Linked DNA regions of Homo sapiens: all the other regions are linked to region 1. The links are chromatin contacts, found by Hi-C or POLR2A ChIA-PET in ENCODE. All regions are on one chromosome and are shown on one strand. The core of a region is the stretch at or near the end of the contact, and the rest is flanking DNA. Distances in the headings are between cores, read along the strand shown.

Region 1 (4,436 bases), core at 1,562-4,061:
ACTTGCTTCTTAGGCAAAACTGGAAGGACAGTTGAGAATAATAATAATCCATCTGTTCTGGATAAATTGTGCTCCCTCACCCCACCCAAATTCATAGGTTGAAGCCCCAACCCCCAATATGACGCTAAGTGGAGATAGGACCTTTAAGGAGGTAATTAAAGTTAAGTGACGTCATCAGAGTGGATCCTTAATCTAATAGGACTGGTGTCCTTGTAAGGAAGAGAAACAGACTAGTACTGTATGTGCATGTGTGTGTGTGTGCACAGAGAAAAGGCCATGTGAAGACACAGTGAGAAGGCCGCCATTTAAAAGTGAAGAAGAGAGGCCTTAGGAGAAACCAATACCAGCAGCACTTGGATCCTGGACTCCAAGTCTCCAGAACTGTGAGAAATACATTTCTTCTGTTTAAGTCACTCAGTCTTTGGTATTGTTATAGCCAAAGACTGAGTTGTTATAGCAACCCTAGCTGACTAGCTGAATAGACACCACTGTTTATAAACATTTTTATCAAGTATCTTATGATTTGGTTCTTTATAAACATCATCCAATATAACCTTTTACCATCACAATCCTAGAAGGCAGGTGTTATTAATCCAAGGCTCACAGACAAGGAAGCTGAGGTTCTGAGAGGTTAGTAGTTTGTGCATGGCCATAAAATTTAAGTAGCAAGGCCGGTCATGGTGGCTCATGCCTGTAATCCAAGCACTTTGGGAGGTCGAGGCGGGCGGGTCACCTTAGGTCAGGAGTTTGAGACCAGCCTGGCTAACATGGTGAAACCCCGTCTCTACTAAAAATACAAAAAAGTAGCCAGGCGTGCTGGTGTGTGCCTGTATTCTCAGCTACCCAGGGCGGGCTGAGACAGGAGAATCGCTTGAACCCAGGAGGCGGAGGTTGTGGTGGGCTGAGATTGTGCCACTGCACTCCAGCCTGAACGACAGAGTGAGACTCCGTCTCAAAAAAAAAAAAAGCAAATATTTATTATGGGGACTTCTGTCTATTAAAACCATTACAATGTGCTGATACCACATGAAAAAGGAATGTAATTACTGTGCCTCTGGTGTGGCTGGGTTCAGTTAAGAATTAATTATTTTAATATGTTTCTGCAACACCTTTAGCTTTCTCTTTTCACATGTCCTGGGCTTCAACTATCACCCAATCTGATGACTCTCAAATCTGTAACGTCGTCCTAGTCCTTTTTCTTTAGTTCCAGGCTCATCCCTCTCACGATCTACTATATCTCTCACTTGGATGTCCTACAGGCATTTTAACTCATTTTTAAAAAGCTACACGATTGAAATGTTTTGAGTTATTTTAAATTCCTCTGTCATCTCACTAAATTGGACCAATAATTGTTTCTCAAACATGTTCTTTCCTCTTCATTTCCACTGCAGATGCTTTCCTAATTTAGTTCCTGGATCACCACAGTATCCTCCTAAATGGATCTCACTGCCTTCCATCCTCCTTGATGCTACCTGAGGGCTTTTCTGAAGACACTTTTTCTTTTTCCTTTTTTTTTTTTTTTTGAGACAGGGTCTGGCTCTGTTGCCCAGGCTGGAGTGCAGTGGCGCAATCATGGCTCCCTGCAGCCTTGACCTCCCCAGCTCAAGGAATCCTCCCACCTCGGCCTCCCGAGTAGCTGGGACCACATGTGCGCGCCATGACGCCCGGCTACTTTTTTGTATTTTTGGTAGAGACGGGAGTTTCACCACACTTGTAATTGCAAAATTGCCCTGAAATGATTTTTCCATTCTCTTCCCGACAAAATCCAAATTCCTTAGCTAGTCATTATCTGACCTTGGCCTTCCCTCCAATTTCATCTCCCCAGCTAAATCCAAAGACAGATAATTTGCCACCTAGCCTAATATTTAAAAGAGTACACTGGCGTTAGCCTGCCTTGACTTGAAATCACAGAACCTACTTCACAGGGATTAAATGAACTAGTACACATATAAAGAACTTATGTCTTGCCTGGTACATCATGTGGTAAATATTAGCTATTCTTCTTATCCACCCTCTCAACTCATGCATTTGCACCTGGTGGTCCCCTTGCCTGGAATATTACCTCTCACCATCCATCTAACCCCTGCTTCTCTTTAAAGATTCAATCCAGGAGTCAGATTCCTAGCAAGTTTACCCTGCCCCACCCTTCCATCTCGTTAGTCTCCACCGCTTCCTATTCAAATTATTGTTTGCGTCGGTCACTAGACCGTGAACTTCCTAAAGGAGGGATAGTGTCTTCATCTTTTTGGTCAAAACCTAAAGACAGGTGCACGATACTTTCTGAATGACTGCACAGAAAGCGCCCCATATGTAATTAAGTCTGTTAATAAATATTCCTAAACGTTATTTTGTCTTGTATGTAGACCTGCCCCGAATACAGTACAGGAGCATCTTCAAAGTACTTCCAGTGGGTGCCCTGGACAGCAGCTAAGAACCCCGGGGTAAAACGAGTTTCCTCTCTACTGTTACAAATCAGAAACCTCCTCCGTAAAAGCCTCAGATCTGGGAAACGCGGATGCATATGCCAACTTTTGAGTCTCAGTCTGCGCCTGCGCACGTGACCTCTACACGTCTCCTCTGCGCCTGCGCCGCTCAAGTTAGCGCGAGGCTACTCAGTCGAGGGTGGGACTACGCTTCGCGTTTTGGGATTGGGCGCTGAAGGCCAAACCGGACGACGCGGAAATGACGTCACGCCGGGGGCCCTGCCGCGCGGTGGCTGCTGGGTGCCGCACGCCTTCCCATCCTCCTCCTCTCCCCTCCCCCATCCCTCCCCGCCCCCTCGGCCGCTCCGCTCCCTGGCGTGACTCGGCACTGAGAGTCCCGGGAGAAGACTCGGCGGTCGCCACCTCTTCTGTCCAGGCCTCGGCCTTCCTGAGCATCTCTCCTTCCTCTCCCAGATCGTCTTCTCCTTCAGTTTCAAAGCCAGTGGCGTCGCGGCCACCCTGCCGGGCTCTCTGTGAGGATGGTGGGGGTGAAGCCCGTCGGGAGCGACCCGGATTTCCAGCCAGAGCTGAGCGGCGCGGGCTCCAGACTCGCCGTGGTCAAGTTCACCATGAGAGGGTGAGGCCAGGCTCGAGCTCTGTGGGTCCCCGTCTGTCCTTCCTTGCTTTCCTTTCACTCTTTGTTGGCCCTGGTTTCCTAGCCGTCTGCTGCCCCGGAGTGTCCGGCAGTCGCCGCAGCCCCAGGAGCTGCCGGAATTAGGCCTCGTTTCTCGGGTGTGAACCCCCATTTATGCACAGGGGTTCCTAGACGGGCTCGGGGGCCTGGCTGGCCGGCTTCTCCAGCTCAGGAGATTTCTCACCTGCTCCTTTTCAATTCTTTGACAAACTGGTTTTGGGGGTGGCCCGCCCCTATTCCTTCCAGCCTGTGGGAGTCTCCGCAGCCACCCTTGCCTGAGCCTGACCCCTTCTTTCTGCAGAGCCAGCTGTCATTTGCATCTCCAGAGCTCCAAAAGCTTAATTTACCGAACACTTTGTTTCTCTTCACCACCTACATCTCTCTAAAGCCTTTGAAGATTCAGATGGGGCGATCTAACTAATATGCGTAGCTCTGAGTCCTGAATTTCTGCTAATGCATTTCGAACTAAGTTAACGTTGGGTTAGGGTGCTTTTTAAATTATTTGAACTTTTTTCTTCCTCGTTCGGCCACTAACTTGTAGCTTAGGCTCCCCTATGTATGCGATTGCAACTGGTCACACACGACAGTACATATATAATATATTTCAGGTGGACAGTTGGCCGGATGTCTTAGTTTGACCCGGCTCTGTTTTTTCACTTAAGAGGACAGGGATCTTGAAAAATGTTAACTGTCTTTGGTAAATATCAACAAAATTATAGGTCGTAGAAAAGGTGGACCTTTTATAGTGGATGTGTAGTAAAGTTCCTTTGTAAGAATGACATGTTGGAACTCGGCGTTGAGAACCAAGATTTCAGCGTGTGTGTGTGTTTCACAGATCTCTCCTTGTGTATGTCGATAGTATTTAGTTAGAAGTATGAGAGGTTTCCGCTTTATTTTCCTTGACCCCTTGGCGTTATTTATACATCTAACTTGGAGCAGTCTACTGCTGGTATCACTGTTTATGTAACACACTTTCTTGTCCAAATAACTGTATAAACACAAAATTCCATTTTGAATTTCAGAGCAAAAAACAAAGTTTCTACTAGATGGTTCACTAAATGTTGAGTATATAAATGGTGGCATTAGGATTATATCGTTTTAGGGAATGGATGCAGATAGATATGAAAACAAGTTAAGACTTATTTTTGGACCAGTCTCTCTTACACTGAATTGAAAAAGGATAGTACCTTGCATTTCATATGGTGGGCTAGAGTACCCATATGATATACGGAATTTTGCATTTACTAAATTTAAAAGGATAAGTGATGTCATATATATAAAACACCTAAAAGGAATGTTAGAATTCTATAAATGTGTCT
Region 2 (4,547 bases), core at 1,078-3,577, 1.0 Mb before region 1:
TGCTGAATTCTGTTTTCAGGATTGTTAGATCCTTTATTTCTTGCTAACTCCCCAAAATGAGTGCTCTGTTTTTCTCTGGTTTCCCAACAGATTGGCTTGGATACTTCTTATTGGACTTTTGTGAATGCTTTTTCAATTTTTGGAAGCATTGCACTTTATTTTGGCATCATGTTTGACTTTCATAGTGCTGGAATACATGTTCTCTTTCCATCTGCATTTCAATTTACAGGTTGGTATTTCCAAATTCCAAAAATAAATGTACAGACAAATGTCATTAGTTTAGATTTTGACATAACTTCTGTTAAGTAATAAAATATACAAGGTGGAATGGCTGGGCACAGTGGCTCACACCTGTAATCCCAGCATTTTGGGAGGCCGAGGCAAGTGGATTGCTTGAGCCCAGCAGTTCAAGACCAGCCTGGACAACATGGCTAAACCCCATCTCTACAAAAAATACAAAAAAATTAGCCAGGCATGGTGGCACATGCCTGTAGTTCTAGCTACTGGAGAGGCTGAAGTGGGAGGATTGCTTGACCTGGGACGTTGAGGCTACAGTGAGTCGTGATGGCACTGCTGTACTCTAGCCCAGGTGACAGAGCGGGACCCTGTCTCAAAAAAAAAACAAAAAAAACAAAGCACAACAAAACAAATATATACAAATTATTATTGCTAGTGAAAATTAATGTCTTGTCTGGAAATTAAATGGTGATGGTGGGTTGAAAGGGCATAACATGATGGGAGGAAGACAAATTAAAATAGCTTTACAATAGCGCTGTACGTGTGTTGAATTAGATAACTTAAGACTTAAAAGGCTGGATAAAAGCCTATTCTTTCTTTCCCATAAAACCTAATACTGGGGCTAGATGTGGTAGCTCACGCCTGTAATCCCAGCACTTTGGGAGGCCAATATGGGTGGATCACTTGAGCTCAGGAGTTTGAGACCAGCCTGGGCAACATGGTGAAACCCCATCTCTACAAAAAATACAAAAATTAGCCAAGCGTGGTGGCGCACACCTGTAGTCCCAGCTATTCAGGAGGCTAAGGTAGGAGGACACCTGAGCCCAGGAGGTTGAGGCTGCAGTGAGCCATGATCACGCCACTGCACTCCAACGTGGGTAACAGAGTGAGACCCTATCTCAAAAAAAAGTCAGAAGTCTTGATCACCTAACTTTGCATTTTTAATCAATGCAATGTCAACAAATGTGCTTTTTTTCCTTATTTGCTCACTTATGTAAATTTGCCTTGTTTCAAATAATTTACCTTCCCAATTTTGCTTTGCTTAGTCTGATTTTAAAATGTCTGTTCTTTGAGCCATAATGGATATTTTGGGGAGGCCAATCCAGTTGTAAAACTTTACCATAAATGATCTATTTATAGATTATGAAATATTAACTATGTTCTTTTTTTTATTTTATTTTTTATTTTTGAGACAGAGTTTTGCTTTATCACCCAGGCTGGAGTGCGGTGGCACAATTTCGGCTCACTGCAACTTCCGCCTTCCGGGTTCAAGCAATTCTGCTGTCTCCTGAGTAGCTGGGACTACAGGTGCACACCACCATGCCCGGCTGATTTTTTGTATTTTAGTAGAGACGGGGTTTCACCATGTTGCCCAGGCTGGTCTCGAACTCCTGAGCTCTGGCAATCCACCCACCTTGGCCTCTCAAAGTGTTAGGATTACAGGCATGAGCCACCACACCTGGCGAAATATTAACTATGTTCTTAGGAAAAAAGAACCACAGTGATGCATTTGCCATGTTCTTTACAGGCACAGCTTCAAACGCTCTGAGACAGCCATACATTTGGTTAACTATCATCCTGGCTGTTGCTGTGTGCTTACTACCCGTCGTTGCCATTCGATTCCTGTCAATGACCATCTGGCCATCAGAAAGTGATAAGGTATAAAGAATATAGTCCTTTCCCAACTCTGTCCCTCACAGAAACCAAAGCGTTTCCCAACAGCACGTTTCCTGCAAAATTCTAAGCTCATGGGAAGTTTGGTAAGAATGATTTTTCATGATTGCTTCTCTTTAACTCTATCTCACAAATAAGTCTTTTGGAATTGGGAGTTTAGTGTGCTTGCTTTTTAATACAAAAATTACCAAACATAAACAAAAAAGGGAGAACAGAATGAGCCCCATATATCTATCTCCTCAGTTTAACAATTACAGTATTAACATTTTGTCATACAAATCAGATTGGGTTTTTTTTCTTTATTTAAGAAAAATGTCACCTTCTGTAGCAGGATCCTTTGAGCTACAAGGAACAGAAAGCTGTGACTCAAAACATCTCTACAGTAGTGCGTCATCATTAATCATTAGTAGGCTTCAGGCCCAGTTGATTGAGCAATTTAATGTTGTCAAGAAAGGATTGGGCTGGTTCTTGCCATCTCTTCTCTCAGAAACCTTCATTATTAGCTTCATATGGATGCTGGAAGATGGCCAGAGCAGTTCTGGGTATCACTTCCTGACCTATCAGTGTCGGGGGGAGATAAGAGCCTATTCTGTAGCTCCTTAGGGGCCGTGGAACTTCTCACCCAAGGGCCCCAGTACAGTGCCCTCAGGTCTCACGTGCCAAAATTAGGTCACTTGCCCATTCTGGACTAGTTTAGCAAGGGAAATCAACCTGCCCACCGCCCATGAGAAATGTGGCTGTGAGGGGTTGGGGGGGGCAATCTGAATACAATCAATTTCCATTAGAAAGAAGGAGAGAGTAGAGGCTACTGAGGCAACCTTCAGTATCCCTCGGGTCTCCCTTTTGCAGTGCCAACAGTATGCAGTAACAACCCAGGAAAGAGGCCCTACTGAATTTTCTCTTTGACTGTACCCATCTGGTCTGAACTAGAAAAGGGCACTAGCTTCAGAGGAGTGGGAATCTTGGCTTTGCATTTTCTAGCTGTGTGACCTTGGAAAAGTTAAATAACCTTCCCTTGGCTTCAATATATATCTCCAGGTAGGTAGGTAGGTAGATCGATTGATCAATCAATCTATGTATAGATATAGAGAGATGGATATAGATTTATATCATCATATATATATGTCGATATAGATAGATAGATAGATAGATAGATAGATATAGCCAAGCACTGTGGTTCATGCCTGTAATCCCAGAACTTTTGGAGGCCGAGGCAGGCAGATCACTTGAGGTCAGGACCAGCCTGGCCAACATGGTGAAATTCTGTCTCCACTAAAAATACAAAAATTAGACGGGTGTGGCAGTGCGTGCCTGTAACCCCAGTTACTCAGGAGGCTGAGGCAGGAGGATCGCTTGAACCTGGGAGGCAGAGGTTGCAGTGAGCCAAGATCGTGCCATTGCACTCAAGTCTGGGTGACAGAGCGAGACTGTCTCAAAAACAAAAAAAAAGATATAGACACACATACACACACACACACACACACACACACACACACACAAGTGGGGACAGAACTGCCTGCATCAAAATGGGGCAGGTGTCAGGGGAGTTCATCAGTGTTCATTTCTGTCAACCGTCTGGCCAGGCCTCCTCCCTGGTGTGGATCTTATTTTCATCCCTCCCCATCTCTCCCCCTTGCAGATCCAGAAGCATCGCAAGCGGTTGAAGGCGGAGGAGCAGTGGCAGCGACGGCAGCAGGTGTTCCGCCGGGGCGTGTCAACGCGGCGCTCGGCCTACGCCTTCTCGCACCAGCGGGGCTACGCGGACCTCATCTCCTCCGGGCGCAGCATCCGCAAGAAGCGCTCGCCGCTTGATGCCATCGTGGCGGATGGCACCGCGGAGTACAGGCGCACCGGGGACAGCTGATCCCTTACCCCCAGGCTGGGATGCGGCCACAAAGCACGTCTATTTTTTTATGAAAGACTCTCAGGACTTTGTGTGTGTGTGTGAATTGCATTCATCACAAAGATATTGAAGACAATAAATAATCTTTATAACAAACTCCTTGGGTTGGACTATTAAACAATAGCAGAGCCAAGAAATAGGACTTTTAAAAGTCCTATTATTCGGCCGGGCGTGGTGGCTCAGGTCTGTAATCCCAGCACTTTAGGAGGCTGAGGAGGGGAGATCACCTGAGGCCAGGAGTTCGAGACCAGCCCAGCCAACATGGTGAAACCCTGTCTCTACCATAAATTAAAAATTAGCCGGGCTTGGTGGTGGGCACCCGTAATCCCACCTATTTGAGAAGCTGAAGCAGAAGAATCGCTTGAACCTGGGAGATGGAGGTTACAGTGAGCCGAGATTGCGCCACTGCACTCCAGCCTGGGTGACAGAGCAAGACTCTGTCTTAAGAAAAATTTAAAAATAGGCCGGGCATGGTGGCTCATGCCTGTCATCCTAGCACTTTGGGAGGCCAAGGCAGGTGGATCACTTGAGGTCAGGAGACCAGCCCGGCCAACATGGTGAAACCCCATCTCTACTAAAAATACAAAAATTAGCTGGAAATCGCTTGAACCTGGGAGGTGGAGGTTCCAGTGAGCCGAGATCGTGGCACTGCACTCCAACCTGAGCAACAGAGTGAGACACCAGCTCAAAAAAAATTTTTTAATAATAATAAAAGTCCTATTATTCAACTGGT
Region 3 (4,265 bases), core at 1,353-3,852, 1.1 Mb after region 1:
GTGAAGTTATAGGAACACTGTTTAGCATATAGTAAACACATGTGTTATCTGTCATTATTATTACTTGCTTTTCTGTTGCAAAGACTAAAAGCTATTGTTTTGGAGTAGGGAAATTTCCATTTAAAATTCCATTGGCTAGGTTAGCGGTATCAGTTGATTTAGCAAGGAATTAAGAGATGAAAAGGAATTATTTCTTTCGTGGTGGCTTCATCTTTATCTGTATCCACTATAAAATTCGTAAAGTGGGCGTTATTTGCTTTACACAGACCAGAAAACAGGCTACAGAAGGTAACTGCTTGGCCAGAAATGGGTTGAGTCAGTCGTGGCTTATGGCACAAACTACATTTGAGTCTACAAAGCAATAGATGAAGGTCTTCGCCAAGTGAAGACTTTTTGGACTTGGAAAGTTCACACACTTCCAGCGCTCTATAAGAAGATAGGGTGGGGGAGTTGGAGGAGAGGACCCACATCCCTCTTCCAGCCTAGGACCAACTTGGCCCAGAGGCCTTTTCCCATGCCGCCCAAGGCTCGCTGAGAAATCTGGCTCCACACAGTGGGAGAACCCAGGGTCAGGCTTACTGTGAGTGAGGCCGGCCCAGTCTTTCCCGAGCCTTCCTCAGGGAGACCTGGGGGTATCTCACTTCCCTGCGGAAGTCTGTGGAGTTTAATTTGTAAATTTGTGCCGAAACTACACTTTTGTGTCAAAGAGCAAGGACGGCCAAGAAGCGGCAACACGAATAAGAGCGCAGGGAAATGGGGCCTGCGAACGACCTCGGCCTCGGGAACTCCCACAGTGCCGCCCCACGCGCGACGCCTACCCGAGAACAGCCACCCGCCTCCGCTCCCGGAGGAGGCGTGGTCGACCAGCACCGCCATCTTGGCCGCCTCTCTAGGCGCTCTGTTTACCACTCTATGGTCGCCTGCTCCCGCCCCGCCCCTTCCCAGTCATTGTCTGGAGGAGCAGCCGCGGCCGCAGCTCCTTCTCTTTATAAGCCCGCAGTTCCCGGATGTGAATGGATTACAATGTATCTTTCAGGGAAACCTATTATTATCAATGTGACTCCACGGGGGAGTCCATGGTGATGATGATGAGGAGGAGGATGATGATGATGAGACACCTCTAAACTTGGAACAAGTTTAAGACTTTATGAGAGAAGAAAAAAAATCACCAACAAGAATTGTTTGAGGAAAAATTATAACTATCCTGTGTTCATTTTTTTTTTTATAAACAATAAGAAAAAGTTGTTGGATTTTTTTTTAATGATTTCTTTTTTGGGGGAGGGAATTTTGTTGCAGTTTTATGGTGGAAAATGCAAAAACCAGAGCCAGGTGCATAATCTTGTAATCTGTGGATATCCCTGGAGCAGGACTGAGTACCAGTTAAAATACTTTTTGGGGATACACATGTGAGATACTAAGTACTTGCAGAAGATTTTTGTCTCTCTTTTTAAAGTCTCTTTCCTTGGAATATTGTGAGAATATTTGTGGCCATTTAAGGTAACGTTTCAATTTGCCGTCAGAGTAAACTGTTTGTAATTGAATTTAATTTTTAAAATGTCGATCCCGATGTTTTATTAAAACAAAAGGGACAACCTATTAAATAATTGCCAATGGGAAAAAGTGTGTGCATGCATTTTGTGTATGTACTCGCACATCTAGCAATACCAGGATTTGTAGAATGTGTGTTTTTTTTTTCAAACACACGTTAAAATAGCTTATGTTGCATATACCGGATAAAGCACGCTTGTTATTACGAAACGATAGAATTATGAAGCTTAAATTTTATCCTAAAAAGTGATGTGAAAAAGTATGTTTTAAGAGCATGCAGGGCCTATAATGGTAAATGTTGAATTAAAAACTTACAGTGCTGGCGAACAGGGACTTAGCGTGCCTAGGAACTCAAGTGCAAAAACAAAACAACATCCACCCCCAAAAATTGCCCTTTTTTTTTTTCGAAGTTTGCAGTTATACTATTCTGTGACTTAAAAGGGAGGGGAAAGAAAGTATGCAATTCAGATTTCGCCCCCAACGCAAAACTACCGAAACGAAAATCTCCCCAGGAAAATGTGGCTTGATTTATAGACGAAAAAGAAAAATATTGTTCCTCTTGGCAAAGTCTTTTTGCATCACGTGTATTTGCAGCCTAGTATAAACTTGCTTTGCCGTGTGTGGATGTGTGAGTGAGAGGGAACGAGAGTAAGAGAAAGAAAGAAGTGAGGGGATGTAAACTCGAATAAATTTCAAAGTGCCTCCGAGGGATGCAACGGGCAAAAACTGAACTGTTCAGGCTTCAGATTGTAACTGACGATCTGAGGAAAAATGAGGTGCTCGATGAATTTTCGTTTGTATTTTTTGGCGAGGCGGGGGAGGTGTTGAGATTTTTTTTTTTTCCCCTCGGGGTGGGTGCGAGGGGGATGCATCCTAGCCTGCCCGACCCGGAGCAAGTCGCGTCTCCCCGCCGGAGCCCCCCCACCCATTTCTTTGCTGAACTTGCAATTCCGTGCGCCTCGGCGTGTTTCCCCCTCCCCCCTTCCCTCCGTCCCCTCCCCTCCCCGGAGAAGAGAGTTGGTGTTAAGAGTCAGGGATCTTGGCTGTGTGTCTGCGGATCTGTAGTGGCGGCGGCGGCGGCGGCGGCGGGGAGGCAGCAGGCGCGGGAGCGGGCGCAGGAGCAGGCGGCGGCGGTGGCGGCGGCGGTTAGACATGAACGCCGCCTCGGCGCCGGCGGTGCACGGAGAGCCCCTTCTCGCGCGCGGGCGGTAGGTACCGGCGCCTGCGGGGCTCGGCGGGGCGGAGGCGCCCGGCGGCGCGGGGTTCGGGCTCGGCGGCCCCGCACGCGGCTCCGCGCCTCCCGCGCCGCGGGCTCCCGGCGCCCGGCGCTCCCAGAAGAGACACCCCTTCCCCTCCCGCCGCTTCCCTCCCCCTCGCCGCCAGCCCCCCCGCCCCTCCCCTTGATGCCCCCTCGGAGGGACCGAGGACTTTGCCAGGGGCCTGACTTTAATTTTTATAACCCCTTTCTTTCACAAATTAGGGTGCTGGACAATTAGAGGACCCGACCCTCCACTCCGCTCCCCCCAACCCTGTCACCCCACCCCTCCCCCTTTGGACGTGTTTTCACTCCAGAGACGCTCATCTTTAATTTCTTGATAGCTACTTTGAAAAGCGGAGGGGAGTGGTGTGTGCGAGTGTGTGTGCGTGTGCGAGTGTGAGTGTGCGAGGGGGGTGGGGTGCAGGGTGGGGGGAAAGTTGAGATCGGATCGTTCTCAGTAGTTTCTCTTTTCTCTGTGATCCATTCATTTCTCGCTCTACCTCCTGTTGCATAAAATGATGCGCTGAAGAGCGGCTTTTTTTTTTTCTTTCCCTGATTTGGTTTTATAGTGGATGTTACCAGTTTGATCGTCTCTTTGGAAATACAATATCGCTTTTTTTTTTTTTTTTTTTTTTTTTTTTTTTTTTTTTGCTATTGCTGCCTATTCCATCTTAAAAAAACAAAACCAAACCCAACCCAACAACAAGTCTCCCATCCCTTCCTCCTTTCCACCTTAATCCCACCCGCCCCCACGTCCCCACCCCCAACCCCCCAGTCTCCAAAAATCCGATTGTGTTTTCTCCAAGGATTGGGACTGGATTTTCTGATTGCGGTTATTTCCATGTTTCTAGGTTTGTGTGATTTTGCTAAAATGCATCACCAACAGCGAATGGCTGCCTTAGGGACGGACAAAGAGCTGAGTGATTTACTGGATTTCAGTGCGGTAAGAAAGAACGGTGGAAACTAACAACAGCTGTGAAAAAAACAAAACAAAAACCCAAACACTTCAGCTAGAAACCAGTAGGAATCTAAAGGACAGTAATAATTTTTAATTGGCTGAATCCTTGGTAAATATGAAGGTCTTTTTGACAAGTTTTTAACTATAATTTTGTGGTGTGATGGAAGATTCAGGCTTTTTTTTTTTTTTGAGTTTTATTACTGGCCTTCAATTCCCTACCCACTGATTACCCCAAATAATGGAATCTCACCCCAGTGGAAAGCAAAAATAGACACCCCTAAAACTAAACCACCCCTAAAACTTGGCCATGTCTGAACACTGAGACTACTAATACTTTGCACACTACTCTTCGTTTTATTTATTGTTTTTGGAAATGGAAAATAGAAAATAGGAGACCCAGTTGTCTCTTTAAAGTTTTAAGCTAATGATGCTTTGGATTGGTAGGACCTGTTCCTTACATCTTACCTCCTAGTTACATCTTTTCCTAGGATTCTTAAAACT

What was found. A loop is a pair of places that touch in the nucleus more often than their neighbours do. ChIA-PET counts read pairs that join two places held with the same protein, here RNA polymerase II (POLR2A). Pooled maps may share reads with other maps.
Region 2: a pooled map shows a loop between it and region 1 (3-fold over the local background). The contact joins the enhancer-like site here to the promoter of TXNL1 in region 1. A Hi-C loop is called at or near these places in 3 of 168 maps with a recorded cell type or tissue (CD4-positive, alpha-beta T cell, CD4-positive, alpha-beta memory T cell and naive thymus-derived CD4-positive, alpha-beta T cell) and 12 of 50 pooled maps.
Region 3: a loop to region 1 is called in a map of endothelial cell of umbilical vein, with 27 times the contacts of the local background. The contact joins the promoter of TCF4 here to the promoter of TXNL1 in region 1. A Hi-C loop is called at or near these places in 10 of 168 maps with a recorded cell type or tissue (B cell, CD8-positive, alpha-beta T cell, chondrocyte and 5 more), 6 of 37 single-sample maps with no recorded cell type and 23 of 50 pooled maps. POLR2A ChIA-PET finds 5 or more read pairs at or near these places in 4 of 52 experiments (CD4-positive, alpha-beta T cell, PC-9, activated B cell and 1 more).

What each region holds. Positions count from the first base shown.
Region 1 is chr18:56,636,967-56,641,402 of GRCh38, reverse strand. TXNL1 (thioredoxin like 1) reads left to right here and starts at 2,811. Exons shown (of 8, transcript NM_004786.3): 1 at 2,811-3,060. The coding sequence starts at 2,963. RefSeq lists enhancers at 1,789-2,773, 2,933-2,992, 2,774-3,759 and a silencer at 2,573-2,782.
Region 2 is chr18:57,647,716-57,652,262 of GRCh38, reverse strand. ATP8B1 (ATPase phospholipid transporting 8B1) reads left to right here. Exons shown (of 28, transcript NM_001374385.1): 26 at 91-229; 27 at 1,766-1,896; 28 at 3,551-4,547. The coding sequence ends at 3,775. The region is part of intron 2 of ATP8B1-AS1 (ATP8B1 antisense RNA 1); the gene reads right to left. Among named protein-coding and RNA genes, the nearest start is that of ATP8B1-AS1, 20 kb to the right of the region's middle. RefSeq lists an enhancer at 2,330-2,479. Within about 2 kb of position 2,327, at least 3 of the 41 ENCODE cell types and tissues checked have a DNase peak (open chromatin) inside an H3K27ac peak, as active enhancers do.
Region 3 is chr18:55,586,529-55,590,793 of GRCh38, reverse strand. It overlaps TCF4 (transcription factor 4), which reads left to right and starts at 2,602. Exons shown (of 20, transcript NM_001083962.2): 1 at 2,602-2,756; 2 at 3,658-3,749. The coding sequence starts at 3,678. It overlaps LOC105372126 (a long non-coding RNA gene), which reads right to left and starts at 895. Exons shown (of 3, transcript XR_935479.3): 1 at 819-895. RefSeq lists an enhancer at 788-1,017.